Regions from separate parts of the Homo sapiens genome. Here region 2 is linked to region 1. A link is a loop called in an ENCODE intact Hi-C map of the cell type or tissue named here. Cell type or tissue: heart right ventricle. All regions are shown on one strand. Links, peaks and the distances in the headings refer to the core of each region. The heading gives the core; the rest is flanking DNA. Region 1 has its middle 12 kb from the start of FOXD2. Region 2 overlaps LINC01738 (long intergenic non-protein coding RNA 1738).

Evidence for each region. Hi-C counts contacts between places; a loop is a spot of excess contacts. Peaks named below come from ENCODE experiments on the same cell type or tissue, not always from the same donor. Only the 100,000 strongest peaks of a DNase experiment are listed, where the experiment ranks them.
Region 2: a loop joins it to region 1, with 4 times the contacts of the local background. A loop is called at or near these places in 14 of 110 quality-filtered maps.

Annotation. Positions count from the first base shown.
Region 1 is chr1:47,442,539-47,458,286 of GRCh38, reverse strand. No RefSeq gene overlaps it. Among named protein-coding and RNA genes, the nearest start is that of FOXD2, 12 kb to the right of the region's middle. RefSeq lists an enhancer at 11,592-12,092. In heart right ventricle, for the core only: a CTCF peak has its summit at 8,198 (motif pointing left); no DNase peak of the experiment used is centred there; H3K27me3 peaks cover 7,889 bases.
Region 2 is chr1:47,701,333-47,717,080 of GRCh38, reverse strand. LINC01738 (long intergenic non-protein coding RNA 1738) reads right to left here. Exons shown (of 3, transcript XR_001738040.3): 3 at 13,056-14,352. Among named protein-coding and RNA genes, the nearest start is that of LINC01738, 21 kb to the right of the region's middle. RefSeq lists enhancers at 5,771-6,271, 8,058-9,024 and a silencer at 6,341-6,410. In heart right ventricle, for the core only: CTCF peaks have their summits at 6,406 (motif pointing right) and 7,342; a DNase peak (open chromatin) is centred at 6,390; H3K4me3 peaks cover 2,391 bases; H3K27me3 peaks cover 8,000 bases.

The DNA of each region.
Region 1 (15,748 bases), core at 4,142-12,141:
ACCCAGGAGGCAGAGGTTGCAGTGAGCCGAGATCGCACCACTGCACTCCAGCCCAGGCAACAGAGCAAGACTCCATGTCAGTCTTAAAAAAAAAAAAAAAAATGGCCCAGAGTTGACCAGCTGACAGTCTGAGGAGGATGCAGGTTTCCAGCCCCTCTGGGACCCTCCTGGATCCCCTGCTCTGTGAGGTGCTTTGGAAATGGTGCCTAGGAGGCTCCATGGGGTGCAGGCAACAGAGTGAGCCCCAGCTGAAGAAGCCCTGCACATCCGCTTTCCTATGGAGGTTTGGGACTGTGCAAGACAAGGAGATTCAGACTAGGCACAGAGATAGGCTAGAAAGATAAATGGGGAAAGAAAGAGCAGGAATAGCAAAGGAGGGGAAAAGAATGTCTGAATAGGATGGATGGGAAGACTCAAGCCCAAGGCAGATTCAGAGCTACGCTCAGAGATAAACGACAGTAACTGTTTCTCACTGCAAGAGCCATCGATGAAAGGACTCAGGGCAGAGGGATCTCTGCTGCAGCTTTAGCAGGCCACTGATAAAAGGCAGGTCCAGCCGGGCGCGGTGGCTCACGCCTGTAATCCTAGCACTTTGGGAGGCCGAGACGGGCGGATCACGAGGTCAGGAGATCGAGACCATCTTGGCTAACACGGTGAAACCCCATTTCTACTAAAAATACAAAAAATTAGCCGGGCATGTTGGCAGACGCCTGTAGTCCCAGCTACTCGGGAGGCTGAGGCAGGAGAATGGCGTGAACCTGGGAGGCGGAGCTTGCAGTGAGCCGAGATGGCGCCACTGCACTCCAACCTGGGGGACACAGCGAGACTCCGTCACAAAAAAAAAAAAAGGCAGGTCCTGCCCTGTGACCCTCTCAGCAGTTCGGGACAGGAACCATCCCAGGGGCCTACAGCAGCAGAGCAGGAGAGGAGTGAGCATACCTCCCAGAAGACCTGCAAAAGGATCTGACTGGGCTCCCCAGGACAAGCAGGAAGCCAAGGGTAGAGAATAAAAAGCAAACCTCTGAGTGGGGATTGGGGAGCACCTGGACCCATGGATTCAGAAGTTCAAGTTCTGATGCTATTTATGGTGCAAACCCACAGCAGCCACAGAACTTCACCAAGTCTCATCTGGAAAATAGTGGCTACAAGTGCCCATCTCAAGGCACTGTGAGGACTCAATAAGGCAATAAGGGTAGAAATGCTTTCTAGCAATTTCTGTGAATCTCCTTGTTAATCAAGATTGCCAGGAGGGGCCGTGTGCAGTGGCTCATGCCTGTAATCCCAGCACTTTGGGGGCCAACGTGGGTCAATTGCATGAGCCCAGGAGTTCAAGACCAGCCTGGGCAACATGGTGAATCCCCATCTCTACAAAAAAATACAAAAATTAGCTGGGTGTGGTAGTACATACCTGTGATCTCAGCTACCCGGGAGGCTGAGGTGGTAGGATCACCTGAACCTGAGGAGGTTGAGGCTGCAGTGAGCTATGAATGCACCACTACACTCTAGCCTGGGTGACAGAGTAAGACAGACCCTGTCTCAAGAAAAAAAAGATTGCCACCCAGGAGGGGAGAAGTCACAAGTCACAGGGTGGAAATGACAGTGAGTAGCTCTCCATCAACATGGAGATTCTATTATTATTAATACTCATGTATGCTTATGTGTCCTGCCTAATTCCACAAATAAGTTCATTCCAGATATAAATGTGATCAGGCAGTATTTGAGTATTTGTCTTTCTGTGTCCAGCTTATTTCCCTTAACATAGTATTCTCCAGATTCATCCATGTTGTCGCAAATGACAGGATTTCACTCTTTTTCATGACTGAATAGTATTCCATTCTGTATTTATACCATATTTTCTGTGTACGTGTGTGTGTGTGTGTGTGTGTGTGTGTTTTGAGACAGTCTTACTCTGTTGCCTAGGCTGGAGTGCAGTGGTGTGATCTTGGCTCACTGCAACCTCCACCTCCCAGGTTCAAATGATTCTCGTGCCTCAGTCTCCCAAGTAGTTTGGACTACAGGTGCACGCCACCATGCCTGGCTACTTTTGTATTTTTAGTAGAGAAGGGTTTCACCATGTTGGCCAGGCTGATCTCGAATCCCTGACCTCAGGTGATCTGCCTGCCTCGGCCTCCGAAAGTGCTGGGATTGCAGGCATGAGCCACCGTGCCCAGCCAATACCATATTTTCTTTATCCATTCATTCATTGTTGGACACTTAGATTGATTCCATATCTTGACTATTGTGAATAATGCTGCAATAAACATGGGGATGCAGATATCTCTTCAGCATATTGATTTCATTTCCTTTGGATGTATACCCAGTAGTAGGATTGCTGTATCATATGATAGCTGGATTTTTAATTTTTTGAGGAACCTCCATGCTGTTTTCCGTAATGTTGTACTCCACAAAGGATTTGAGTTGGCTGAGAGGTAAAGATTATTGACAGACTGGCCAGGCGCGATGGATCACACCTATAATCCCAGCACTTTGGGAGGCCAAGGCAGGTGGATGATGAGGTCAGGAGATCGAGACCATCCTGGCTAACATGGTGAAACCCAGTCTCTACTAAAAAAAATACAAAAAATTAGCTAGACATGGTGGTGGGTGCCTGTAGTCCCAGCTACTTGGGAGCCTGAGGCAGAAGAATGGCATGAACCCAGGAGGCGGAGCTTACAGTGAGCCGAGATTGCGCCACTGCACTCCAGCCTGGGGGACAGAGCCAGACTCCGTCTCAAAAAAAAAAAAAAGATTACTGACAGACTCTCTGAAGGACAGATGGATAGACAGAGGAATGAGGACAGAGGCAACAAGAGGGAAAGAGATATCCAGGGAAAGATCATCATTCATTCAGATGTTCAATGCAACATTTATTTAATGAGCACCTATTATGTGTCAGGTACTGTTTAAGTCCTGGTTATGATCAGGGAATTCAGGTGACTTTACCCAGATTAAAGCTATGGCAAATGTGACTTGATTCCTCTACCTTCCACACACACTCATGTGAACCTCTTTCATGCACCCATGTGCTACCATTCTCAAAGAGGATCATTTCTAATGGAATCTGGTGACGAGAATGAGGTGGAGATGGAAAAGCGTTGTCTATGGAGCAGGTCTCCATCTGGGGATCCCACAGCCTGCTGGGAAGGCTGTTCTGAGTAACCTCTCTTCATAGGGTAGTACATGGGGTGTGTAGGAGCCAGAGAGGGGAGAGGTGTACTTGGCTCTTGGCTCTAGGAGCCACTCAGCACAAATCAGAGCCCAGACATCTGTGTGCCACTTGAACTGGACTTACTAGACTTGAAATATCTCTGTCTTCCTCTCTCCTTTTCAAGACATCATGATGTCCTCTGTGTTTGTCAACAAAGCTAATCAGTCTCTCACCTGGATCTTTTTTTTAATCTTTTTTTTTTTTTTTCTTGAGACGGAGTCTCACTCTGTCACCCAGGCTGGAGTGTAGTGGCGTGGTCTTGGCTCACTGCAACCTCCGCCTCCTGGGTTCAAGCGATTCTCCGGCCTCAGCCTCCTAAGTAGCTGGGACTACAGGAGTGTGCCACCACACCCGGCTAATTTTTGTATTTTTAGTAGAGACGGGGTTTCACTATATTGGCCAGGCTGGCCTCAAACTCCTGACACTGTGATCCACCCACCTTGGCCTCCCAAAGTGCTGGGATTACAGGTGTGAGCCACCATGCCCGGCCTATCTGGATCTTTAAAACACTGAATGGGGCCAGGCGCAGTGGCTCACACCGGTAATCTCAGCACTTTGGGAGGCCAAGGCAGGTAGATTACCTAAGGTCAGGAGTTCAAGACCAGCCTGGCCAACATGGCAAAACCCTGTCTCTACTAAAAATACAAAAATTTGCCAGGTGTGGTGACATGCACCTGTGACCTCAGCTACTCAGGAGGCTGAGGCATGAGGATTGCTTGAACTCGGAAGATGAAGGTTCCAGTGAGCTGAGATCGCGCCACTGCACTCCCACTTGGGTGACAGAGCAAGACTCCATCTCAGAAAAAAACAAAACAAAAACAACAACAATAAAAAAAAACACTGAATGGAACAGAAGACTCAAGGAGACTCTACATGGCAGTCAACGTTGTGCAGTCATCAAACCCCATTTCCCTTTCCTCCTGCACATACAGCAAGACTTCAATTCTTACTCTACCTTACAGTTAGGTGGAGCCAAATGACTGGGTTCTGGCCAAGGAATGTGGTCAGAAGTGACACTTGCCACCTGCACCAATTTTTTTTTTTTTTGAGACAGAGTTTCACTCTTGTTGTCCAGGCTGGAGTGCAATGGTGCAATCTCAGCTCACTGAAACCTCCACCTCCCAGGTTCAAGCAATTCTCCTGTCTCAGCCTCCCGAATAGCTGGAATTACAGGTGCATGCCACCATACCTGGCTAATTTTTGTATTTTTAGTAGGGACAGGGTTTCATCATATTGGCCAGGCTGGCCTCGAACTCCTGACCTCAGGCGATCTGCCCGCCTCAGCCTCCCAAAGTACTCGGATTATAGGCATGAGCCATCACGCCTGGCCATCACAAAAGTTTTAAACGATTTTGATAATTTAATCTCAATATAATTGGCTTATTTCATAGTCCTGTAAATTTGATTTCATGCATTAAAAAATATTTATTTTTAGGTATCCATAAGCTGATCATTAATCTACCTAAGGGGGTCCATGGTACAAAAAATAATAATAATAATAAGAGCGCTTCCCCTACAGAATGATGGAACCCCTAGATGGAAGGCCATTTGGTCTCTGAGTGACTATGTAGAACAAAGCTTCCCCCCATCTCACTACCACCACCAGTGATCCAATATTTAGACTACGAGATGAGTGAAAAATAACCTTTATTTGTTCAACAACTGAGAACTTGAGGACCATTTATAATGCAGAGGGATTCTATTATGTGACTACAGGAAGAGTACAGGGAAGACCTCTCAGCTTAAATTAACTTTGAACTCACTCAGCTCTCCCAAATGCCCTCGCTCATAAAGGATGAAATGCCCTAGATGTCTTCCCCTCACACCCAACCTTCTATGGTCCAAATTCTCCCCAACTTTCAAGGCCCAATTCAAATGCCACTTCCTCCAGGAAGTCTCCTGTGCCTGTTCTCCACTCACAAAATGTATCGCCCCTGAATTGAAGCACCAAGAGCTATTAACTTCAGACTATGAGCTTTCCCAGGGAAGAAAGTTGCATAAATTCCCTTCCTGTCCCCAAACCTACACCCCACACCCACAGTGGGCCTCTTCCAGGGATACCCAGCCATAGTAGGATCAGTAAATGTTGCATGGGAGGCAAGAGGGTAGTCAGAAAATGGTTTGATTCAGCTCTATCCCCCAACGGCCTGGCCCAGGTCCCCACAGATTATGTGTGTTTAAGGAGAATGTATGATACAAGTGGGGCTGGGGAAGTACTAGTGTTTTCCCACATTAGGGCCTCAATCTCCCTTCTCTAAAACTACCTCCACCCAAGCTGGATTTTCAACCAATGTATATCATCCTCCAAGTCTTTGTAGTTTTGGTAGCCAGACAAGGCCAGAAGTCATGAAGGGGTTAAAAGAAACATGGGTCCTCTCCAACCCTGGAGAATGATACCTCCTCAGGGGTCCCAGGCAGAGTCAGCCTCTTTGTCCCACACCCTTGAAAGCCACTCCCTCTGCTCAACCCCTCCCTTCTTCTCCCGCCTCTGCCCTATCCCCAACAAGCACTTGGAGCCTCTGTCCTTGGGCTGGGAGCACTCATCTTCTCTGTGCAGCTCTAGAGAGCTGGGGCCTGCTCCCTGGACAGCTGCTGCACCATGGGAGTGCAGGGATGGTGGGGAGACAGCTCTCTAGCCCCCTCCCTCAAGGTATGACTCCTCCAGTCCAAGCTCCTTTTGTCTTGAGAACGGAGGTGCCCTGAGCTTGAGTACAGGCTGCCTCTCTCCCTTTGGGTTATCTTGCAACACTGGGGCTCAGGGGCCCCCAGCCACTGCTGTCCTGGACACTGTTCCCCCACTCCCCCTTCCCCACCACACCAGGCACCAGAGATCATTATTGCTCTATGAAGGGACATATTTCTGAATCACATTAACTCCACTTGTCTTTGGGCAATGCAACACATTTTTGGGGCCCTTCTACACATGCAGTTGATTCATTCTTTCATGTTCCAGGCCTTGTGCTGTGTACTGGAAAAGATGAGGGAGGGGGAACAGCAAGCAGAAAATAATACATCACAGTAAGTTCTTTAAAAGTATGAAAAGTCTTAGGATTGGGAGGCTGATGTGTGAGGATTGCTTGAGCCCAGGTGTTTGAAACCATCTTGGGCAACATAAGGAGACCCCCATTTCTACAAATAAATAATTAGCCATGCGTGGTGGCTAGCCTGTAGTCCTGGCTACTCAGGAGGCTGAGATGGGAGGACCGCTTGAGCCCGAGAAATCAAGGCTGTAGTGAGCCATAATCATGCCACTGCACTCTAGCCTGGGTGACACAGCAAGACCCGGTCTCCAAAAAAAGAAAAAAAAAAAATTCTGTGGGAGTGGGGAGATGCTAGTGAAGGCTTGGTGGGGGAGGTGACCCTGAGTAGGGAGTGAACCAGGTAGAAAGTGGAAGAAGGAACAATCAGATAATCAGACCCATGAACCACAGAATCACTCTGGCTGTTGGGCTCATTAAAGAGTAGTCTCCTAGAATTATTCTTTTAATCAATGACTATTTATTGCACCAGACAGCATGCTGGATAGAGATCTCAGTGTGACTGTGGCCTTCAGTGAAAAAGAAAGAGAGGGGGAGAGAGAGAGAGATCTCAGAACTGAAGCCATCTCATATCCCAAAGCCAGCCTGACTTCCACATCGTGTTCTTGAGGGGCAGACTGCCTCTTCCAAATCCAAGGACCTGGGGAGAGGAAGTTGCTCTGGGTGCTGGAATGAAGGGTGAATCCCTTCTGGTGACATTGGAGGAGGGCTGCTCAAATGGAAATCTGTGATGGATGATGACACACTGGGAGGGGCTCCTGGCTCCCTATAGCTGCCATGACCAGCAAGTCCAGCGGCCAGAGGTCTGTTGACTGAAATCGGAGTCAAACAGGATCAAGTATGGGGTGATGAGTTCTCCCCACAGCAGGCTCCAGAGCTGGGGAGGAATCCCCACCCCATGACATCCTTCAGCTATTCTCTCTCAAGGCCGTCGGCATTCTTCCCTCTGCGCCCATATTACAGCTTTAATTCCACATGCATTTGTGTTTCTTTCTGTCCTCCACTAGATTGTCACCATCCTGAGGACAGGAACCACATCGGTTTTGTTCACCACTGTATCCCCAGTGCAGAGGAGAGGACCAGGCACAAAGTGAGTAATAAAAGAATGGTGAAATGAATTGAGACTGACAAGGACATTCCAGCAGATGAGGGCAGTCTGGTGATAAGTTCATTTCATTTTACAGAGAGGGAGAGTAGGCCCAGGAAGATGGAGTGGTGCAAAAATAAAGCCGCCTACATATGTGGAGAGGGTGTGGGGGTGGCAAGGCCGGGCTCTGGGGTCAGGAGCACAGACAACAGAAAAGTACTCACAGTCCTGGCCCCCAAGATGCCCCAGCCTCCATAAAATCAGTTCCCTCCCCACAACTCAGCCACCTCCTCCTTGAGGTTGTGAACTCCTCCTCCCAGAGGTGCAGGGTGTGCCCAGCCACGGCAGGCTTCTCTCCAACCAGGTGTCCCAGAACTGCCCCCAAAGGGCTACGGGGAGAGGAATAAAGCAGCTACCAGTTTGGGGGTGGAATAGGGCATCCCTGCTGCGGCGCAAGAGCTACAGGGACCATAACAAGGACTGCAAGCCTTAGCACCTAATCTATGCAGGATAAGCCTTAAGAGGGAGCGCACAAAGCCAATCTTGGTAGCGCAAGCACATCCCGGTTAGCACAGGATCTGCCTCTGTCAGTTTAAGGTCATCTCTGTTAGCACAGGGTCAGACCCACTCAAAGCAGGGTCACCCCCGGTGGTATAGGGTCATCCCTTTTTAGCGCTGGGTCGTCCCGCATAGGAGCAAGATCGTCCTAGTTTGGAGAGTCAGCCTCTAACGGAGGGTCAGCGCAGAGCGGGGCGGGGTGGCCGGGTGAGCGGAGCGTAGGGTAGTCTCTGCCAGCCAGGGTGAATCCTGGTCAGCGGAGGGTAAGCTCCCGGTACTTTGGGGCCAGCGGCGCCCCCAAGTGGCTGGGCCCGTCCTGCGCTCAGGATCCGGTGTCAGGGAGGCTTTCAGGAATCTCGGTCCGGAGCCCTCCACCCTGGCTTCGCTCACTCGAACTGGGAGTCTCGCCAACTCAGTCCCGGGCCTCGCTCTTCAGAAATTGCTTCTGCTTCTGAATATTCTTTGTACGCATGTTTGAGACTTTTTCTGTTCACAGGATGCAATTTGGGTGCGCGATTGCATCTGAGACCCAGAATCCGAGATGTAGGCAGAGAGGAGAACTTCGACTGGAAAACTGGAGCCCCAGCTCCAGGGTAAGCGGCAACAGAGCCCGCCCCTCCCCATTCCCTTCGCGTCTCCATCCTCAGACACTCACTCGGCGGACTTGTCTCTGAGAGCTCTGGTCCCGGCCCCCAGTCTTCGAGTACTTCCAGCTACAACCCCACAAAAGCAAGTTCTTTAGTTTGGCCTGGGCGGGGACTTTTAGGGAGGGAGCCAAGCCACAGCCCCCTCCCCACTCAGGCTTTGGGAACGTTCTGACCCACTCCCCCACATTGATAGGTTACAGCCCTCCAGCTCCTGTGGGGTGCCCTGCCTCTCCCCACTACCCAGCCCTCATCCGGGCAAGGCTTCCCGGAAAGAAGGCTGGGTGGCTCAGGGTGAACAGAGAGGAGTAAAAAGGAGCTGGGTTAGAGGCTCCCTTTTCCATTTTGTGCCACCCTATCTCAGTGCCCCGGGAGACACAATGGGATGGGCTGAGCTCTGCCAGCTTCAGGCAGCGACTCACCTTCAACCTCATCCACATTCCCCCTTCTCCCCAAAGGAGGTACATTTATGCAAACCGGCAACCAAAACATACACAGAGATTTGGCCACCCCTCCATGGCCCTGCCAGGGAAGGAAAAAGCCCTGGGTCCCACGTGGAAGCCTCTTAGATCCAGAAAGGAAGTGAGCCAAGCTCCCAGTAAGTAGGCAGCTATGGTAGAAGTCCTGAGGCTGCTCCTGAGATGTCTCCAAAGTCCAGCACTGTCCCATCCAGCACCCTTGCTGCAGAGCGACAGCTGAGGGAGGGGCATGAGCTGTTCAGTAGACTAGAGGGAGGAGCTGGGAAGCAGCCACTGACCACAGACCCAGGAGGTGAGTCCAGGCTAACTTTCCCCAGCTCCATTTCTGAGACAGAGAAATGGAGGCCCAGTGGGGATAGGGGGAGTACTTGCCAAAGGACACAGAGAGTCAGCACCCCAGCAAGAATCAGGAATCTTCTCACCTCCTCCCCTTCTCTACTCCCAATATTAGATAAGTATCTTCAGGGTAGGTGCTAAGGTAAAGATCCAGGAGGAGTGGAAAGAGGCACCAAAAAGCCCTGGTAGCTTCCAGAGGTAAGTGTAATTCAGAATTCCTAATGCTACACTTGAGCCTACACACGCACACACATACACACACACACACACACACACACACACACACCCCAAAGCCCTGAAGCTTGGTCAGCATATCTGACCAAGGAAGGAACGGCTCCAACCAAAGCTGCCTGGGACCTGAGTGGCCCAGATTTTCTTTGTTTATTCTTCACTTTATAAAAGGCCTAGAGTCAGGTGGGGTGAGGGAAGCAAGGCTTGGAGCACTCCAGTGGGCCAACTGACAGATAGATTCTCCAACAGACTCACGAAAGCAAAAGAGGCAGGGAAGCCACCACACTGGAAGATCCGAAAACTAGAGACATTCACTGGCAAACTCTGACCATTCCCCTACCCCTTCCTCTCCTCCAAGGGGGTCACTGGCGCTGGACCTTCTGCTCTGCCTAGGGCTAGGAGGAGAATTCGGCCACCTCTCCCAGCCCAGGAACCCTGGGGAAAGTGGAGTGCCAGACGCTCTTGCTAACCTACACTTCTCCCTAAAGCCACGAGCACCTCTCTCACCTAAAGGTGATCTATTCCATGCCTGATTTATCTGGATAATTGTCTGCTATCCTTCACCTTGATCTTGACCTTACTCCTATCCTGCCTTTAGGAAGGAAGGGGCATTCAGAAGCATTGACAGCCCAGGTGACATTTGAGATTTCCCTAGAGACAAGAGGAGATGCTAAGTTTTTAGTTTCCTCAAAATAGCTATACCTTAATGAAAACAAAATTGCAGCAAGGTAGGAGAAACAAGTTCTAGTGTTCCATAGCACTGTAGGGTAGATATAGTTAACAATAATTTATTATATATCTTCAAAAACCTAGAAGAGGATTTCTAACGTTCACAACAAAAAGAAATGATAAGTGTTTGAGGTGAGAGTTATGCTAATTACCCTTATTTGATTGTTACATATTGTATGCATGTATCAAATATCATTCTGCATCCCACAAATATGGGATTTACATACAATTAAATCCCATATTTGTGGGGTTGTAATAATTGTAGTAAATTATTTACTACAATTATTATGCATCAACTAAAAATAAAAGGAAAAGATCTGGACCAGTGTCTATAGTCTATGTTATTTGTCTATGTTAATTATCTATGTTAATTGTCTATGTTAGTGCATAGATGCTGCAGGGTCCAACTTTATATCTAGGATCCTGCTGAGCAACTCTGGGCAAATGCCACCGCTCACCCCCTCTAGACCAGTTTCCCATACAATGTTAGCCTTGGAGACCCTGCAAGCTCTGGCATTTCAGGCTCTACAGCCTGCACCTGCCTCCTTGATGTAAGCCAGTTTTCTGGCAATGGAAGAGAAGACTCCACAGTCACCTAGGACCAGTAGCCAAGACCCTCTGTGTGGTCTAGAGGGGAGGGGGCTAGCAGCACCAGGCCAGAGAACAGGTCCAAGGCCACACAATGGAGCCTCTCAGCTGCTCTGCAATAACCTGGATCCTGACCCCCAGGCAGGCTGCAGGGGCTGGACATAGCGGGAAAGGTAAGAGGTAAGAATCTTGGGAGGAGGGCTGACTGCTCCACTGCTGCCCTCACTGCACTCCATTAGCACCTTCACTTTGTGCTCCATGTTCCCATCCTTGTCTGCAGTAGGGAAGGAAATTGGAAGAAGGATACGTCCTAATTTTTGTTAAGGAACAGAGGAATAGGCTGGGAACTCAGGCAGGGACTCATTCCTAACCCTTCCACTCCAATCCTCTTCACTCACATTTCTCCAGCCTCTGCCCAAGACAGCCAGGGAGACTTACTGTACTCACAGACTCACACTGATACATCACAAGTATACCTTAGCACACACATAGTCATTCATCAATCTTCACCCCTAAGCACATTCTCCTGCACACACTGATGCATATCCATACCCTCTCACACACAAGCATAAACACAGTCACAGTCCCCAAACACCCAGAAGGCACACATCTATGGGCTGTGATACCTGCAGCCATCATGATAAAGTGAAAAGCTACAAACTTAACCCTTAAAACACCAAAGTTCTTTTTTTTTTTTTTTACTTCAAATATGGTGATAGTCGATCGTTATATCTTTCTTTGTTTTCTCAACTACCAAGTTAGATTGCTTGTAATGATGCCAGGCAGAAGTTCACTGCTTGTACCTCCAGGACAATGCCCAGCACACAGTAGGTGCTCACTAAATATTTAAGGAAGGAAAGAAGGAGCCAGACAGGAAAAAGATCTCCAGAGTTGGGGACAAATTAACTCGCCTGTGTTTGAGCATTATCAGGTAACTCCTCAAACAGGAAAACTGTTCTTGGTCACACACTGAGCCCTGACGCTGGGCTTACACATTTTAGATGGTCAGCAGATGGACCAAGGTGAGGGGTGCTCAGATCAGGGGCCGGAGAGGTCGTGTGGCTCATCGGAATCCGGAACCCGCTTCGTAGTTTGTCTGCCCTCGCATTGCAAGACCCACGGGCTTCCAAACAGACACTAGGAACGATCCTCAGTCCTTGCAGATCTTCGATCTGCGATCCTCCTGCCTGCCTTCGGGCTCTGCAGACCATAGCTGGCTGGGGCAGCCGGCACCCAGTGAACTGGGACCAAAGCTGGCCTTAGGATACATATCCTCATACCGTTCGGGTCCAGGGCTCATCTTCCCAGCTGCACAAACTATCTGCTGTGTGACCCCCGCCAGGTAGGTTCCACTCCAAAGTGGAAAGTAGAGCCGTGCTGTCCTCAGAACCCCCAAGCTCCTGCAGTCTGGGTCGAAGGCTAATTCACGCAATAGCCTCACTAGTTGCCCTCTTTGACTATGATGACTGTTGAGGAGGCGAGACCTATCTCAAAAAGATGTATAGGCAACTCAAAGTTGAGACAGGAACCCAAAAGGCCCAGAAGGGGCGTCGGGGAAGGAAGGCGTGGGCCGGGGTGGGGGTGGGGAGGTGGATTCCTCACACTCAACCCGAACCCAGCACATTTGCATCTGAACGGGATGGGGCATCTAAGCCCAGGAGTCCGAACTGCACAGACACCTGCTGGGGGAGGGGGTCGCGAATCGAGGGTCCTCTGTAAGCACCGGTGAGTTAATGTGAACAATAAAGTCCACTCCTGTACCCTCGGCCCTTACCCCACCCTCCGCCACCACACACACACCGGCAGTGTCTACACAGATAACTCGAAATGCACTTTTCAGGTCTGCAGTGATTTTTAGGAATCAAAAGGACGGATTTGAATTTTTTGTTCCCCCAATGATTCGCCCTTTCCAGAACTAAGATCCATGCAACTGCAATTCCAAAGATCCTTCTGCCTGCGTAGACAGAAATGCCCCAGAGATGAAAGCAGCCTGAGGCAACTTTCCAACACCTAGAGAACTGAGCACAGATCTCCAATGCCCGGGCTTCCCGCGGTGAAACGCGCGGAACCCCTGTAGCGGCATCGGAGCGCATCCTTCCCAGCCGAGCGCACTTGCGGGGTCTGATGAAAACCCCTCGGAAGCCGCGTATCTCTTAAATAACCCAGCAGGGAGTGGAGTGGCAGTAAAGCCTGGGACTCGGTTACCGACTCCGGGACGACGAAATTTCGGCGAGGAGGCTAGCGTGCCGGGAGGAAGGCACCGGGTAGAGACCCCTGCTGCAGGAGAAATGCAAAGTCGCGGACAGCGAGCGACTTCCGCTCAGAGTCCGCGTGGAGCGAAAAGACAGCGCTCCGCAGGGACCCAGGACTCGAGGCTGAGAGCAGAGGGAGCGCCAGAAACAACCCAGAAGGTGACGGTGCGGAGTGCAGCACCGGGGCGCTGCGGAGGAAACCGCCTTCCTTCCCCACTAGTCCAGCAGTCCGAAGCCTCCAGGCCTCCGGAGCGGCCTCAGCCTCGAGCGGCAGCTCTCGCTCCGCTACGGAAGGAGGCGGTGCCCGCTCCGCCCTGCGCCGCGCCGCGCCCACTAGCCCGCGGAAAAATCCGTTCCCGAAACTAGAGCTGGAAACCTCTGTCCTGTCTACAGGTTCTCTGCTGGTACGTGTCTGCGCCGACCTTAAAGAACAGAGTAATTCCGCTCCAAAAAACCCAATCAACATTTGTTTTGCTCACAAACGCTTTAGGAGGATGAGTTATCCTGCCCGACCACTGCCCATCTTTAGTTTTCTTTCAACGTTTCTCCAGAGCGCCAAACCTCAGAGCGTCAGCCACAGAGACAAATGTGGGCTGGATGTCATCTTCCTGGTTGGCCCTCCTGAACGCCTCCCCAGGCCCCAGCCTACACAACATTTTGACGCGCGTATCGGAATTAAGTTAGGCGCAAACCCAAACTGGCCCCGCTTTTCTTTGGCTTGATGCATAGTGTTCGAAATAAACTCCGAATTCGGTCCGTAAAGACTCTAGGCGAGCTGCCTCCTCCCAACTTCTCCTAAGCACGAAACCTTACGAGGCACGCTCCACACACAAAATCTTTTCTCCCTTTCTCTTACAAGGTCCTTCGTTTAAACAGCGTCGGCGCCTTTATTCGCCTGACCCTGTGCGCAGGAAAACCCGCCTGGTCGGTCATTGTCTGGTCCGCGACTGCCCCCGCCCCCGCCCCAATCAGTGTCACAAAACGCCCCTTTCAACAGATTCCAAACCCTCTTCACCCGGGCTCACCGAGCCTTCAACTTCATTAAGTGCGCGCTGCGGCGGCGCTGGAGGAGGCGAAGTTTAAATAAACCGGAGCGGAGAGGGAGGAGGGGTGGGCCTGGGGAGGGTTGCTAGTTGAAGGGGGGAGAAAGAAGTGTTTTTGAAAAGGGGAAAAAAGTCATCAGGGAAAAAGCGCTTTGTAACCACGAAGACGCGCCCGCTGTGGCAAGAGCAAATTGGATATGGAGGGGAAGTGTCCGCCCCCACCTCAACTCCGGCTCCTGGGTGGTCCGAGGAGCCCCAGGAGAAAGAAAGAAAGATGGGGAGGAATAAGCGGTGAAAAGAATTAACCGCTTTAATTGGGCTGCAAGAGAGAAGTGCGGAGAGTCTCACCGATGTGCTTCGATCACCCAAACCAAATACCCTTCAATAAAATAAAATGTCTGCTCTTAGCGGCGGCTGAAAAACGTACGTCAAAGTTTCAGAATCAAGGCTGTTCTTCACAGCCCTAGAGAGTAAATCTACAAGATGAGGGAAATTCGCCCGGAAAGACCCCCTCCCCTTCCTTGTGGCCTCGGGCCTCCCGGCGCTGGATGAAAAGGAATGAAATTGAACGAAATTGAACGAAATGAAGTGAAATTGACCAGTGAAATTCGCCAATTTTCTTTCCCTTTAAACTGCCCGCTCTCAGCAGCACTCTCTGAACCCCAGGCCGATTTCCTACCTTCTTTTTTTTCTCACCTTAGAGAGATGAAGGTATGCCCTGAATATTTTCTTATTATTGTCACTGATTGTTGGGGCCTGCAGGGCAGCAGAACCTCAGTTCCCTCCACCCAAGCACAGACGGAACCTACAGGAGCCCCTCCAGATGGGATAGCCTGTTTCTCCTCCCAGGATGCCTAGTGAGCCTCCTTAAACTGAACACCCACCCTATGCACCCATAGTTTGGGAGGAGTCACCCATTAGGCCCTTCCAGTCAGGAGGAATTAAAAAACATCCAGGAGGATTCTACCATACAAATCCTGAAACTCCCTCATCCTTTGCCTTGAAGTCCAGATCCCAAATGGGCCCTTCCCAGCTCCTAACAGGTTCCCCACAAAGACAACCTAAAGGAGCCCCAAACTCTAAATACCCTCCCTTCTTCTCTGCCTTCAGCATCTGGAGCCTTGGGAGCTCCCGCAGCAATTCCCTTTCTGGGTATTTTTCAAGGCCAGCTGGGCATCAGTGGCTTCTCTCTGACTCCCGGTCCTCAGACCGCAATCTTCTCTGGCTCAGGTCTACCCTTCTTGGCCCACTGAGAAACTGGGGTCTGAGTCATGGGTCTGGAGCTCCAAGATCCCTAGAAGCCCCTATAAGGGTACATCTCGCTCTTGTTCCCCAGCCCTCTTTTTTCTACCTTTTCCTGATATGGATCCTCCAACACACAGACACCAAGCAATATGCTCAGATAAATTCACACACACACACACACACACACACACACACACACACACACACACACAAGGGTCTGCTGCTTCTCCTATAAATAGCAGTTGTGGAAGTATCTCATCCAACTATCCACCATCAGACATAATTCTTGCTGACTTAATTTTCTCCTCTA
Region 2 (15,748 bases), core at 2,484-10,483, 260 kb before region 1:
GCAATGATGCAGCAAGTTATTCTCATACTTCAAATATCTCCAAGATCTCCTTCTTCTGACTTCCTTTTCTGCTGTTGGCTAAAGAAAGCTTGCTGCTTTTAAGGGCTCATCTGATTCCACTGGGACCACCAGATACTTCAGGATAACTTCCCTATCTTAAGGCCAACTATACCATATAACATAACATCATCACAGGAGCGATGTCTAATCATATTCACAAGTTTCAGGAATCAGGGAAGGGCATCTTTGGGAGCCCATTTTAGAAATTCTGACTACTACAATAGATAAGCTTTGCAGGAGTGGAGGTTCTAGGGGTACTCTCCAGGCAGGTAGGACCGGGAAGGAGAGGGGCTTCCCACTGGAGGTCTTGAACACCTGGAAAGCACTGTGGGGACACTGGGTAGCCAAGGTGAAAGGACGTAAACAAGGAGGCAGGGTCTATAGTGGGGGGGATATCGGAAAGAAGGAGGCAAAAAAGAACAAAGGAAATGCATAAAAAAAAAGAATGCAGCCTTACATCTGTAAAGAAGTTCAAGTTCCCTTTGTTCTCTCACAGGGGCCCCAAAAGATACTCAGTAAATACGTGTGAAATTAAATGGGCTGTGTCACTCAACTCCCATGGAATGGGTTGGGTTGAGATTCATTGGGTAGGTTGGGATTAGGGCTGGGAGAGACTGAGTTGAGATGAGTTGGATGGGTCATATAAGCTGAGGTGCAGATTAAATGGCTTGTTTAAATTAAGGTAATTGACCTAGGCTGAGATGTGATGGATTGCATTGAGTTTAGATGGGCTGAGGTAGAAAGAGGTGAGTCAGGCATAGCTTGGTTGGGGCTGGGTTTGGCTGAGCTAGGCTAATTTGAATCAGGCTGGATTTAACATGCTTGGGTGGGTTGGAATGATTTTAGGATGGGTTGGTTTTTAGCAGGGTTAGACTGAGCTGAGGATATATTTGGTTGGGGATGTATTAGCTTTTAGTTTCAGAGACAGAATCTACTCTGAATAGTTTAAGCAAAAATAAATGTATTAACAGTATTTCATGGCTCACAGAAATATTTGGAGAGCTGAAAACAGATTCTAGGCTTCATCTTCAGGACCAACTCCCAAAGTTAGGCTGCAGAATGGACCACCAAGGCAGCTGCTCCTTTTGCAACCATTAGGAAACCATCTGCCAAGTCAGGAAGCCACCAATTTGGCTTCTGACTCAAGAAACATGCTCACCTGCATGTCCACACTAGCTAAATGCACACTTCAGTGAAAGCATTGACAGGGTTTCTCTCCAGATAAAAAAAAGTACGGTGAGGAAATTATTTGGGCAGGTAACACAAAATTGGAAAAATGTTCCTAATTGTTGAATCTGGGTCATACAGATAGAGGTACATCACACTCTTCTCTCTTCTTTTGCATGAGTTTTTTCTATGGTTATTGTTTTGAAAGGACGGCTCATTCCTTGCCTTTCTGCCCATTCAATACACTTCTGACTTCAAGCCTTGCATGAATGTATGGCATGCGGTAAAACCTACATAACATCTGCATTCTAACTCTAGGGCAGTCTGGGAAATACAGTTTTTAGCTTTTCAGCCCCTATGAGATAAAAAGGCACACTAGAAGGAGAGAGGGAAAGGGGCTGAATGAATCAGTCTACAGTTTCTACCACCATTGAGCTACACAGGTTGGGTTGGGATGAGTTGCAATGGACGAGGTTGCCTGGGTTGGACTAGGCTAGGTTAAGAGAGGTGTTGGATGGGTTGGACTAGGTTATGTTGGAAAGTTTGGGCTATACTTAGGTGAGCAGGACTGAGCTGGGTTAGGCAGCATTGGCAGGAGTTGGATCAGGATAGGTGATTTATGTTGAGAGCCTCAGTGAGGCCAGTGCTTGGGCACTGGTGTCAAGCCCTTTGAGAGCAGTGGAGTGTGAGTGTTTTACTCACTCAGAGCCAGGAAGGGAGGACTTGGAGAATGACATTATTGATGATAGTAGCACCTCTGTCAGTCCACCCTCATTGGGTTTCCTCTCCACTTCCTGGGGCCAGGCTCATGTCCCCTTCACTGAAGCCAGACCTCTCTCCAGGCTTAGGGCATTTCCAATGTTCAGCTCAACCTTTTCTGCCCTCCTTAACATGAAAGCTATTAGAGCAAGAGGCTTGGGACTTAAGTTACAAGCAGAGAAACTTGCAGGATGTGTTGTCTTGGGGCAAAACCAAACCCAAAGTCAGGATATCAGAGCCATATGGTTCCCTCCCTACATTTCTGGTGGGAGGCGTTGTGGATTTTATGGAATTTGGGACCAGTTCCGGAGTCCCACAGGTGCTGTGTTCACTGAGCCAAGGAAAATGGGTGCTGGCAAGCACACATGTTTACATGCAGAGTAATGCATATAAGCACAAAGCTTTCCAGTTTGCAATGCAGTTTCAGTTTACATACATTCTCTCTGAGTAGCTCTGTAAGGCAGGAGTCATTAGGTAACATCCCAAAGAGAGACACTCATGCTCAGAGAGGCTAAGTGCCTTGCCCAAAGTCACACAGCAGGGCTAGGATTTGATTTTTTGGTTGTTGTTTACATAAACATTGTCTCCTTAACTAGCATCCAGCCTCTATGAGGTTTGCAATTTTGCCTCATTGTTCATGGTTGTAGCCCCAGCATTTTGAACAGTTAGGACACATGGTAGGTGCTCAATTACATTTATTCAATGCACATATACGCTTACTAAATAAATGGGGAAAGAAATCCAAATGTCAGAAACCCATGTTCAGAAACACACACACACACACACACACACACAGAGCCCTTGTGACAAGGGCCCCTTGTCCCAAGTCCTTGAAGTCTTATCCCATCTCTGCTCCTTGGGTTTTCCTGGACCTGACACACTGGCTCAGGATCAAGGGAAGAGGCCTCTGCACTCAGACCTCCGAGCATGCCTGACCCAGTCCTGGTATGGTAGGTGCACAACAAACATCACCCCACTCCATCGTCTGCCTTCAGTTAGACTCTTTTTAGAGGCAGAGAATAGAGGAGGTGCCAGACAATTCCATTTGGAAAATGTGCTCGCCCTTCCAAGAGAGGACAGGATAACCAGCCCAGACAGGAGTCTGAGACCATATCTCTCTACTCAGTCAACCAGCCTCCAAGTAGTTACTGCTCAGAACATGGTCTTATTCAGTTTGCACAGACAAGCCTCAGAAGGAGGGGTCATTATACCCATTTTGCACATAAGAAAACTGAGGCTTCTAGAGAAGAAGTAACTGAATTGCCCAAGGCCACAGAGCTAGAGAGTGCAAAGCCGGGATCAGAGTCCACGTCTGTGTGACTCCAAGGTCCATAGGCGTCAATGCCAGACAACTCCCACGCTCCCCCCGAAGGGGCGCATCTCCCCTTCATCCCTGGGCTCTGTGAAGGGCAGAGCCATGTCCCCTCTTCCCTCCATCCTGCCTCTGCTCTCAGTCTGGGTCACCACAGGGTTGGGGGAAGGGGGACATTTCTTGCTGGCTCTGACTGATATTGATGGATGGAGCGACTATTGTAAATGCTACCGTGTTGTGTAATCAGTAGGAAAATGTGACTCTGTCCCCAGAGATGCCAATGGCATTTTGGAGAAAATCCTATCCTTGATTTTCTGGGCCTGTTCAGTTGAAATGTCTGGGTGACAGGGACGAGCTAGGAGCTCTGATCCATGGGGCCTGGGCAGGGCTACTTGCTCTTCCAGCCCCTGCCTGAGACAGGAGGGGTTGGAAAAGTCACACTGTGGGCTCAATCTCAACTCTGTCACTTACTTGTTGTTGTTACTCAACCCCATTTCTTCCACTACGAAATGAGGACAGGAAAAGCACCAGGTCATTATGAGGATAGGTGAAAAGGTGCAGCAAAGCAGCTAGCACTTAGCATAGAGTCTCGTCCACGACTAATGCAAAATAAATATTTGTTGAGTTAGTGAACAAATGAATGAATGAATGAATGAATAAACGAGCAAACAAATGAATGCGCGTGAATGCATGAAGAAGCGTGGGCCAGCAGCAAGAGAATAACATTTGGAGTCAGGAGACCCAAGTTGGATCCATGCCTGTCACCTACTAGCTGAGTGACCTTAGGCAAGTCACTTAACCTTGCTGAGCCTCAGTTAATAATAGCAATAATCCCTGCCTCTCGGGTGGTTGTGAGGATTAAATGAAAGTGCTGGGTGGGACTGCTTTGTTAATGGCAGGGCGCTGTGCAAATGTTAGTTCTAATTATTCTCTACAATTATGACTGCTCCGCGGGAGGTGCGTGTGTGAGCGAGGGTAGGGAAGGCTGTGCATGTGGGGAGGTCTGTGACCAGGCTGTGTGTGCATGTGTATTGTGTGTGGGTGTGTTTGGAGAACTGGGGCCATTAGAAAAACCATCAGCCCTCTAAGTTGTTCTTTCTTTTGCTAAACTCAACCTGCCAGGCTGACATCGGAAGCCGGAATTAGTGGGAAGTCTGGGGGGACGGGATTAGCAGCTGAACTTTCTATTCCTGGAGACCCTCTTTTCTCAGGAGGTCAAAGCAATTTCCATATATTATCCTGCTGGCAGCTTGGGAAGGTCAGGGAAACAGCAAACACATGACGTGCATTCCTCAGATGGAGAAACCAAGGCAGGAAGGGCAGCTACTGTGGCCCCCTGCCGTACTCCTGTTTGAACCACCATCTGAAGGACTTTTCTGCCACCTGGGCCTGGCCTGCCTGGCTGGCAGCGGTTCATTCATTTGAGTGCTTATTGCCATCCCCTTCACCCCTGTTTCCAGCGCTGGGCTGTGAGTGTTCCACCAGAAGGATTAGAGCCAGGACCCTAAGTCCCTGCTGACTAGATGCATGCAACCATCGGAGGGTCTGACTTTGGCTCAGTGTTCACCTTTCACTCCCTGGCCAGGCTGTGGCCCTAACTCCCCTCCAGCAGATCTTCAAGTTCAGTTCTCCTCCAGAAAGTTGGCCTGACTGTCCTATCTGGCAGTTGTAGAAGTCGTTCTCCTCTGAGCCACAGGTGTGAAGGGACCAAGAGGAAGGGGGCTTGGAGGCCCAGCCGCATTGCTTCTGTTGATGCTGAGGGCCAGCCCAGAAATGTTCTGTGAAACTGACCAGAATAAGAGCAGCCCAGACAGAGGTAGTGTGAATGTGGAGCTGGTGAACTGAGAAGCCTCAGAGGAAGTTCTCTGAAGGGTTAGAGCAGTGACTGTCAAAGTGTCATGCATCACCTGGGAACTGCTGATTCTCCTGCCCCACACCAGAACTAATGTGTCGGAACCCTAGGGGAAGGGGCTTAGCAAGTGTTTTAGCAAGGCTTCTAGTTGATTCTGATGCTCCAGCAGTTTGAGAACCACTGGGCTCAAACTGCACCAACTCCCTGCACCTGCAGCCAGGCACCTGTCTCCCCAGCTAGATCTCAGGAAGCCCCACCTTCCCCACACTGGTTTTTGTTGGCTCTGAAGACAGCCCTAGACTCCGGGTCTTGCAGATGGGGAAGGTTACAGCTTTCATCTCGGGGTCTGTGTCCCCACCTGTAAGGAGGAGGAGGCCTCCCAGAACCTGTCCAAGGCCCTGGAGAAAAGTTGCTGAATTGCAGGACTGTGGGCAGCCGGCAACACAGTGCTGGGCTCATGTCCCAGCAGCAGCCCCAACCCTGAGCTCTCGGTTCTCTGGTTAGCCACGGAGGTATGTAATCCTCGGTTTGCCGCCCACCCACCACCAGCTGGAGTAGTCACACCAAATGCCATCCTCCCTGATTAAAGCAGCCATGGCGCTGGTACCCCGCGCTGGACTCAGTGCTCCAGTCGCCTGGCCCTGGTTCGTAATTCACCCCTCCCCCAACAGTCCTAAGAGGCGGGGTCCTCCCGGTTTTACAGATTCAGAACTGAGACCCAAAAATGTTCTGTAGTTTGTCTGAGACCTCACAGCCTGTTCTAGACTAGAATTTGAACCCGAGTCTGTCTGACTCCAAAGCCCTCTTCCTTAAACCTCGGTGAGAGCCAGACCCTAGCCTGGGAGCCGGGTGCACGTGAGGGGGGAAGCAGATCCAGTCTGGGTGCTGGCTCCGCTACTCGCCAGCGAGTGGCCTTGGGCCTGCTTCGGTTGCCCCATCTGTATAGTGGGAATAATAATTATTGCCCTGCTGGCCTTACAGGACTCCTGTAAAAAATCAAGGACGGGGTGGAAGCGAGTGGAAAACTACCGTGGTGTTCAAACGCTGTGACTGGGTGTCCCATGTGCTTTACAGCATACAAAGCGTACGGTATACAAAATGCATCCTCGTGTGGTCTCAGGTCACCCTCTCCGCAGCTAATCGATCCTCGCCTGCGCAATCATTGAGAGAGAGGAGTCAGATGCCGCGTCCAAGTCCAGCAGGACCGCGGGACACGGGTCAGCCCAGCAGCCGCCTGCGCCTCCGGCCACGAACGCAAGAGGGCGCCATGGGCCTGCAGCGAGCCCCGGCTGCCCGACCCGCAGAGCGCAACCTCTCTCGCGCTCCGCTTCGCCCCGCAGCTTCCAGGCTTCGCTCAGGGCCTGGAGGTGCGTGGGGTTCCAGGGGCGTCCGGGAGGGATGGCGGAGAGTTGTGCAGTCTGAACTTGAAATTTGAAGTCAGAAAAACCAGCTGCCTCTTACTGCTGTGTGACCTCTTGTGAGACGTTTGGCCTCTCTGAGCTTCATTTATAATTATAGGAATATAATTATCTGCCGCCACGCCAAGCCAGCCCGCCGCAGGCACCTAGGCCCATAAAAAGAGATGGCTAAGTCTGGCTCTCAGTGCAAACATTCACACGTTAGGATTCATGTAAAGCCCTTTCTCCTGCTCTCCCCGCCCCCACCCCCGTGTACTCAGCATCTGAAGCCCCTCCAGCGAGGTATGAATGGTCTCTGCATTCTCATTTTTTGGGCGCGCAGACTAAGGCTCAGGCTGCTCTTTCTGGGATCATGTGGCTCATCCGGACAGAGACTGGCTGGCCTTCCGGCACCAGCACCAGACTCCGACCCTTCCAGGTCCCGCGGCCTCGGCGCCAGCCGGCATGGCCTGGGAGAGCGGGCCTCGGCGGCGGGGTGCTGGAGAGTCGCTTCCAATCTTCCGCAGACACCGGGTTGCTCCGGAGGCCAAAACAGTCGGAGAAGCCTAGGGGCCAGAATGCTCAGCCCCACCCCGCCCGGTCCCCGCTGAAGGGCAGCGAAGGGCAGCGGGTGTTCGGCCCCCAGTTCTGGGCTCAGCCTCTGGCCCGACTGTAACCCGCCATCCCGAGATTGCCGGGCCGCAACGCGCGCCCGCGTGTGTGGTCGGGGCTCGGTGGCTCTGGGCACTGACGGCGCACCCCGATTCCCGGGTCTCGTGGGTGCTCCTGCGCGCTCTCCCCTAGCGGTCGGCTCGAGCTGCGCCAGCAGAGCCCCTCCACTGCGGTGGGACTGCCAGGGTCAGGCCGGGGGAGGGGCGGCCCCGCGGCCTAGCCCGCGCCCTCTGCCGCGGCTGTTTGCACACATGTAATTAGCGCTAATTATCCCGGGCTTTCAGCTCGCCAGCTCCCGGCTTGAGAGCCGCGCGCCCGGTGTGAGAGCGGCCCGGGAGCAGCTGCCCCTACGCGCGAGCCCTCTCCGCCCGGGCCGGGGACACTGCGGCTCCATCCGAGTCCCCGGGACCTTGCGTCGTGTATCTGTGTGTGCCCGAGTGCCTACACTAGTGCTGGCTCGCGAGCGTCTTTGTGTGTCCGCCGCTGTGTGTTTGAAGATGCCGCCGGGGAAGGTTCGCGGGAAGCCGACGCAGATGGGGAGAGGAGGGGGTCTCAGGATAGCGGTGGTGGGGATGAAATGGTTCTCAGCTGCTAAGGAAGGAAGCTCTAGCGCCCCACTCCCTCCAGTCTGCCGCGAGTCCTGCGTAAACAGGACCCCCCGGGGCCGAGAATCCCGGGATTGCTGCTGTAACCGCCCAGCCCAGGCGTTGTCAAGCCAAACAAGTTTCCCCGGCCCCTGAGCCGTTTCGTCCCTTCTAGAAGGCCCCCGGTGCTGCCACTGCCTGCTTGAACGGGCCACCAGCGCGCCTTCCTTCTACAGGTGGCAGGGCCAGGCTCTGAAAGGTTAGGGCGCTGGCCCCGGGAGCCGCAGCAGGCGGGGGGCGCCACCCCCAGAGCCGGATTCAGGCTCGCTAGAGCTCAGAGGGTCGGCTGGGGCCAGGGAGATCGCCTCCGACTCCCAGGTCCTCTTTTCTCTCTGATCTCAGAACCCCAGCCCTTGCCGACCCGGGTGCTGCGTACTCAGCCCGTTCCCGCCGCGTCCCTCCAGCCCTCTCCCAAGGGCCAGTTCACCCTCCTCCACTCGGAAAGGAACCAGAGAGCCAGGGGGAAGCAAGCTCAGCCCCAGGGGCCTTAGGCGGAGATGGGGGCGTCAGCCTAGGTCCCCGGAGCCGGGTTTCTCAGCACACCCTCCGCCCCTCGCCGCTAGAGCGGCCCCTGGCCTTCCCCTCCCTGGGCACGGCATCCCTTGTCCAGGCTCCTGGGCACGGCATCCCTTGTCCAGGCTCCTGGGCACGGCATCCCTTGTCCAGGCTCCTGGGCACGGCATCCCTTGTCCAGGCTCCTGGGCACGGCATCCCTTGTCCAGGCTCCTGGGCACGGCATCCCTTGTCCAGGCTGCTGGGCACGGCATCCCTTGTCCAGGCTCCTGGGCACAGTCTCTTCCGGCCTGTCTCTCTCTTCCTCTCTGACCTGCTTCCCCGTTTCCCCGGTGTCTCGCTGTGCCTTTGCCTCTGTCTCTGCCTCTCATTTTCTCTGCCTCTCTCTCATCGGATCTTTGCCCGCGAAGCTACCCCCATCCCCCGCCCCCGCAAAGGAACACACACGGGCAGAATCCGCCTTTGCAATAAAAAACGACAACTGGGAAACAGTGAATTAAAAAGCATTAACTTAAAAACAAGCCATGTGTCTGCAAATACGTTCCAAATGACAGCCCTTTGGGAGTAGGGGTGTGTCGGCCACATGTTCTGGAGCCTCAGACGCAAAATGTAGGGGGAGCTCAGTGACTCGCGGTGTACCCCTCCTGCTAGCCACCTGGGACAGCGGGATCTGGGGGGAAGGGAGTCTCCTCTCCACCCTGTCATGGACCCCTACCGGGTCCCCTGGACCCTTTTAGCGTTCTGGCATCTGCTGGTCCCGCCTACTCCCTCCCCACCCCCCCCCCCCCACAAACTTTCCCAACGCTGACCTCAACTCTCCTTTTGCGCCAGCCCTCCCCGTCCCCACCCCACTCACATCGATTCCACCTCCCCCCATCCCAAGTCTTCCACCCCACACCCCTTGTTGCACCAGAGGCCTGCCCTGACCCACCCTCATTCTGCCCTCCTGCCCCTAGACCACCCAGCAGTCCTGGCTCGGAGAAGTGGTTAGAACCAAAGATTTCCTTGACCTGAAGAGACTCCCCAGGGAACTGAAGGCAGAAAGGGTGCTGCCAGCCCCACGACCTGCAGCTGCTGTGTCCTGCCCATGCTAATCAAAGATGGTGTCTCCAAAGGCTGGCCTCTCCCAAGGTTGCACAAGTAGGCTGCTGCCTTTTGAAGCCCCTCACCAAGACAGGACCTCCCTTCAAAGTTTCATCATGCTGCCCCCTCTCCCCGCCCCCACTTATTCCTAACAACCTTCCTTAGCCTTTTTCTCTGGAAACTGGAAGAACTGGAGTACATCCACTAGGCTTAATTACAGAAGATAGGACTGGGTGGGGGCCCAGATTTCTACTTCACCTTCAGTGTCTTCTCAACTGGGAGAGAGATCTTGAGCCCATAAACCAGAGGGAGAAGGAGTTCTGGAGTCTTAGTCTTGCTCTGCTAATCATAATAACTTATGATGATAACAATAATAGTAATATAGTAGCTAACATTTATTGACCACTTACTGTGTGCTCTGTATACATTTACTCACAGAAATCACTAATGGCTCTATGACTTCAAGCAGTAGCTCGTCCTACCTGGACCTCAGTTTCCCTATCTGTAGCAGGAAAGGTGGAACCAGAGGCCCTCCCTATTTAGACAGTGAGTCTGAAACACCTGTAATGGAAACAAAATCTCCTGGACGAGTTGTATTTGTCACTGTTCCTATCTGTTTTAAATGACATAAAGACATCCACCAGGGAAGTTCCAGCTTCAAGTTATTCTGTTCTTGAAACAACAAAACAAGAATGCCATCACTTTAAAAAAAAAATCACGACTGGGAACAGTAGATCAGGCCTGTAATCTTAGCATTTTGGGAGGCCGAGGCTGAAGGATTGCTTGAGCCCAGTAGTTTGAGACCAGCCTGGACAACATGCCAAAACCCCATCTCTACCAAAAAAGATTCAAAAATTAACCAGGTGTGGTGGTGTGGGCCTGTAGTCCCAGCTTTTTGAGAGGCTGAAATGAGAGCATCAGTTGAGCCCAGGAAGCAGAGGTTGCACTAAGCCAAGATTATGCCACTGTACTCCAGCCTGGGCAACAGAGCACGACCCTGTCTCAAAAAAACTAAAATTAGAAAAATTTTTTTAAATCATAACAGTTCTCACCAAATCAAATTATTCTTCACCTTAATAGGGATGAGCCATTTAATTTTATTTTTAATAATAAAAATGTTCTGTTTTCATTACACAAGTGAGCCTTTCAAAATTCACATGGCTACTACCATGTCTCACTTGATGACTTACCAGATTCTGGAGGAACCCAATATGAGTATTTATACAAAGCTCCCTGGTGATTCTGATTTGAGAATTCTGATTCTCATATAATTTCTGAATCCAGTGTCAGATATCTTATACCTATCATTCTTATGTGATCTCGTCTCTGATTCTGAGATTCCAATTGAGAATCACTGATGCTGGTTTCTGAGAATTTTTGTTTCTGTAGATTTAAGCAATTTCTCTGTGTGTGTACCCTTACACATATGTTCCCAGAAGCTGTGAAGGTGCATATGCTACACACATGTGTCTCTGGGGGTGGGTGCCTATGCTTCTGGGCAAATGTGTGTGACTGTGCCTTTGTGTCACGTTTATGTAAATGAGGAAATATTTGTGCTTGTGTGGATGTGTCCTGTGCCTTCATTGATGGGCTTGCCATTTTCTGAAGCCTCCAACAGGGAAGAAGTTTCTCTGGAGGAGGAGCCCATCAGGCCCCTGAAATGCCAGTTGAGCAATCTCTTGGCTCCAGAGCTGACAGAGCTCCTCTCCTGATTGGAGAAGAGGGACAACAGATTTTGAGCATAAACACAGATCTCTGTGCTGAGCATTCTAATTCTGCAAGTCAAGTAGAGAGCCCGTGCAGCTGCCTGCTAATTAGCTACCCTGGGGAAAAAATTGCCTGTGTTGGAGTGGATAATGTGTTTGCCTGTTTCCGCGGGATTCTTGACCAACTGAATGCCCCCACCTCCCTCTACCCTCTCCCGTGGGTCTGTCTCCCTGCACCCCCAGCTTGGAAAGATGGTGCAGCCTGTGCATGCCTCAACTCCAATATGTCGGCTTTTTCAAACAGGCCAATTGCTAAGCAAATGTCATTTGAGCTGGAGCTTGGAAGGCTCTCAATGAGAAAAATGATCCATTTGAATAGATGAAGATGGGTCCCACACTGGATGAAGATGAGCTAATAAAGTTCCCATAATATCAAGGACAGGCTCCATGTCCCCTCCCCAGGCAAACTGCACCCTCAAGGGCAGGGGCTCTGCCACAGCACAGACAAATCCTCAGGTACCTGCAGCTGAGGATCTCAGGCTTGACAGATCCCCAGTCCTAGTGAACCTCTGAGTCCCTCTGCCTGGGTCCCTTTGGCAGTGCTATGGGCTGGTGGGAGCAGGAGACTTGCCATACTGGGCTGAGGGGTAGCTGCCTACTGTAGCCCAAGTCATGCCCTTCCCATGCTTGTATACACACGTGTACACATGCTACACACACCTGTAGTCTGAGCCCTTGGTTTTAACCTCTGGTACACTCTCATGTGTAGAAAGGTCCATACATAGAGGTGTACACAATATCTATAAACCTCCATACCTCCATAAGTAGACAATAACACCTATACAATATACAGGTTCACCAGCTGATAGAGATATGAACTATACAGATATCAGATGTAGATACTGTTATGGACTGAATGTGCTCCCCTAAAATTCACATGTCAAAGCCCTAACCCCCAATGTGATGGTATCTGGGGTTGGGCCCTTGGGAGGTAATTAGGTTTAGATCAAGTCTTGAGGGTGGGACCCTATGATGGGATTAGTGTTTTTATAAGATCTCTCTCTCGCGCGCGCGCGCTCTCTCTCTCTCCCCTCCCACTTGAGGATACAGGGAGAAAGTGGCCACACACAAGCCAGAAAAAGTCCTCACCAGAAACCAAAGTTGCTGGCACCTTGATCTTGGACTTCACAGCCTCCAAAACTATGAGAAATAAATGTCTGTTGTTTAAGCCACTCAGTCTATAGTATTTTGTCATAGCAGCCTGAGCAGACTTAAACAGATATGCACTAGGAATGGTGCTTGCACACATTTGCTCATATTCAGTCACACATCAATGAAAATTATTGCTACACTCCTAGAGACATAGTGGAATGTGTGCGCACTGCTCCCATTACTGCTGCCTCTTATGTATGCAACTCTTACCGTGGCGAGCATTTCACAGACTTCCTCTCACTTTATTCTCAGGACAGCCCCAAGAGGGAGACATTTATTAGCTCCATTTTATAAAACAGGAGGCTAAAATGAATAAGGTGTTCAGGGTTGATTGCACAGCTGCTAAGCGGTAGAGCTGGGATTTGAACTCAGGTCTGCTGACTCCAATGTGCATGCTCCATCGGGATCATAAATAATCCAGCATTCAGAGCTGGGGGAGAGGAACCTCAGTAGGGTCTAAGAGAACAATCCTGGCACTCCAGTGAGGCCAAAGCCTCCATTCCCTAGGGCGCGGGACTTGTTCAGCCTAGCACCTTATGACTCACTTACTGTAATTGGGTACAGCTGTCTCCCAGAGTGTGGCAAGGTCTTCCCAAGTGCAGATTCACAGGCATCTCTGAAACCGTTAAAGAACTGGTTTTCAACTTTTGTTCAAAATAATGACCATGAGAAGAGTAATAATATAAACTGATTTTAATATATGCCCAGCTTAAATGATAAGCTCTGCTCCAGTGTTGATATTTTCTGCCAATACAAAATTATTTTATCCTTAGTACAAAGTTTCTTATCAGATGCATGCTGCTATGTGTTTTTAATTAATAATGAGATCATTTAATGGCCTATTTGCCACTGATTTCTAACTGTAGCACCCACTCCCCCACCCAGGTCCTCTTGTTTGCAGTTAACAGGTGCCAGGGTGTGTTCTGCTTTCTCAGGCCCTGAACTCCCTATATCCAGCTCTTCTGAAACCTCCCGACCCCATCCAGAGCTGCCCTGGGAACATTCTGGACTCTCCATCAACCCTGGGATGCAGAAGGGCCTGGGGCAACCCCATAGGCACGTCACACTCCTCCATCCCTGGACTAGCACCCTGGCTGGCTCCCCAGAAGAAAAATGAAGGTCCTCCTGACAGGCAAGCATAAATATTTTCTTTCCCAGCCTCGTTCAGATGGGGATCTTTGCTGTTAATAAAGTGGCAGCTGGCTATCTGGGAGTGTCTGAACGTGGCCTTCTCTGGCAAAGAGCGCATCATCCATCTCTGTCCTCACCCCGTCAGATGACAAGACTTTGCTGGCCTGCTCCTTCTTGGAATGTGCCTTGGCTGGCAGAAAGCAGGCAGGAAGCATTTGCAAAACACCAGTTTCATCTTCTCTCTGTGGAGGGGCAAGGAGGAGCGAGCTGAGTTTGCTGCTCTTGGCAAGCCCATCTATCAGGAGTGTGGCCATCGGGTGCCGGGCAAGGCTATTTATTTAAGCCTCACATCAGGCAGTGAGACTTAATTTATGGGGACAGGAGGGAGGGTGTTGCAGCAGGCTGGGTCTTCCCACTTTGAAAGGTGCTCAGACGAGAAAGGGCAACAGCACGTAATGGGAAATCGTGCCGTGCTTTGCAGCATGTGGCCTGGAAATGGAGCTGCAAGGCCCGGAAAGGTTTTGAAATAACATTTCAGGTTGGAGCCCTCCCTGCCCCCACCTGGAAATAGGTGTTAGGATGGAAAACAGGGCACCTCGCATCACCCCTCATCACCAGCCAGGGCTGTTGAAATGAAAACAAAAAATTCTTCCTTAAAAGAAAATGTATTTTCCAAAGTTCTGTGAATTTTCTCTTGACTTCCAAGTTCAGAAAAGGCTGCGTGAAGTCTTGGAGTTATGGAGCCTGCTTGGGGGACCAAGGAAGAAGCGCTGTGGGGGTAGATATCACCAGCCTCCAGGCTGTTCAGGTTTGTTCATCCACACATCTGGTGAGCAGTAGGCCTCTGGATGGTGAAAAGATACAAAGATTTAGGGTCTCCTGGGCCTGGGCTCAATTCCCCGCTGTATTAGTTTCCCAAGGTTACCTAGGGGAAATTATTCAAACTTTTTGTGTTTTAGTTTCCCCATATGTAGAATGGGGACAGTAATACAGATGTCTACGGATTGGTACAGGATACTATTGAAGCCTGCCCATGAGAGTGCCCATTATAGCACTTACTCACAATCAGTGCTTGGCAACATGTTGAGTTTGTTGAAGGAGCTCACAGAGGTTTCCCATTGCCTGCAGAATGGGGCAGAGCTCTCACTTTTACAGTCAATACCTTCTGGGATCTGATCCCAACCAATCCTCTCACCTGGCGTCCCAGGATCCTCCTACTAAAATTGGTGTGCAGGGCCTGGCCACACCCTGTCCATTCACTCTACACCACTGCACCCCCAGCTGCTTGCCCATGCCATCCACACCCAGCACACCCTCCTCATTGCACCGTCCGTCCAGAGGCCCTGTCATCAGGGGTGGCGAGAACTACCACTTACAAGTGCACGCTGTGGGTCAGACACTGCACGTATGTTATTTTAGATCTATGTTTTACAGGATCAGGAGAGACAGAATCAAGAGAAAGGAAAGGGAACACAGTAAGAAATTTCCAGAAGTCAAAAAATATGGTCAGATTTACCATAGAGGAAACATTGCTCTGAGCCAAAGAAGAGATTGTGGAGTAGGGGAGGAGGCCAAGTGTCAGGGAGGAGGCTGGGGGTCAGGGAGGAGGTTGGGGTCAGGCAGGGAACTGAGGGTTAAGGAAGAGGCTGGGGATCAGGGAGTAGGCTGAGTGTCAGGGAGGAAGCTGAAGGGTCAGGGAGGAAGCTGAGCGTCAGGGAGGAAGCTGAGGGGTCAGGGAGGAGGCTGATCGTCAGGGAGGAAGCTGAGGGGTCCGAGAGGAGGCTGAGAATCAGGTAAGAGGCTGTTGCAGGGTCCCAGCAAGGAAAGACAATGAGAGTGACTTTTAGATGGAGAGGAGAGGCCGGGTTTGAGAGTTTGCTTCATTCATCCATTCAGTGCATATGGGGTGGGCAACTACTGTGTGTCAGGCTGGATTCCAGCTGCTGGGATACAGTAGTGAACAAAGCAATATGAAATCTCTGCCCTCCTGGAGTTTACATCCTAGTGGGAGAAACAGATCATGGGAGAAACAGATCATAAACTAATAAGAAAAACATACAGTGTTAGATAAGGATAAGTGCTATAAAGAAACATCAAAGCAAGGGAATGGGATATCAAAGGAAGGGGTCAGTGACAAAATTATGGATACAGTAGCCACAGAAGGCCTCGCTAATAGGGTAACTTCTGAGAGAAGACTGGAAGGAAGCAAGAGTGAGCCCTGCAGACATCTAGAGGGAGCA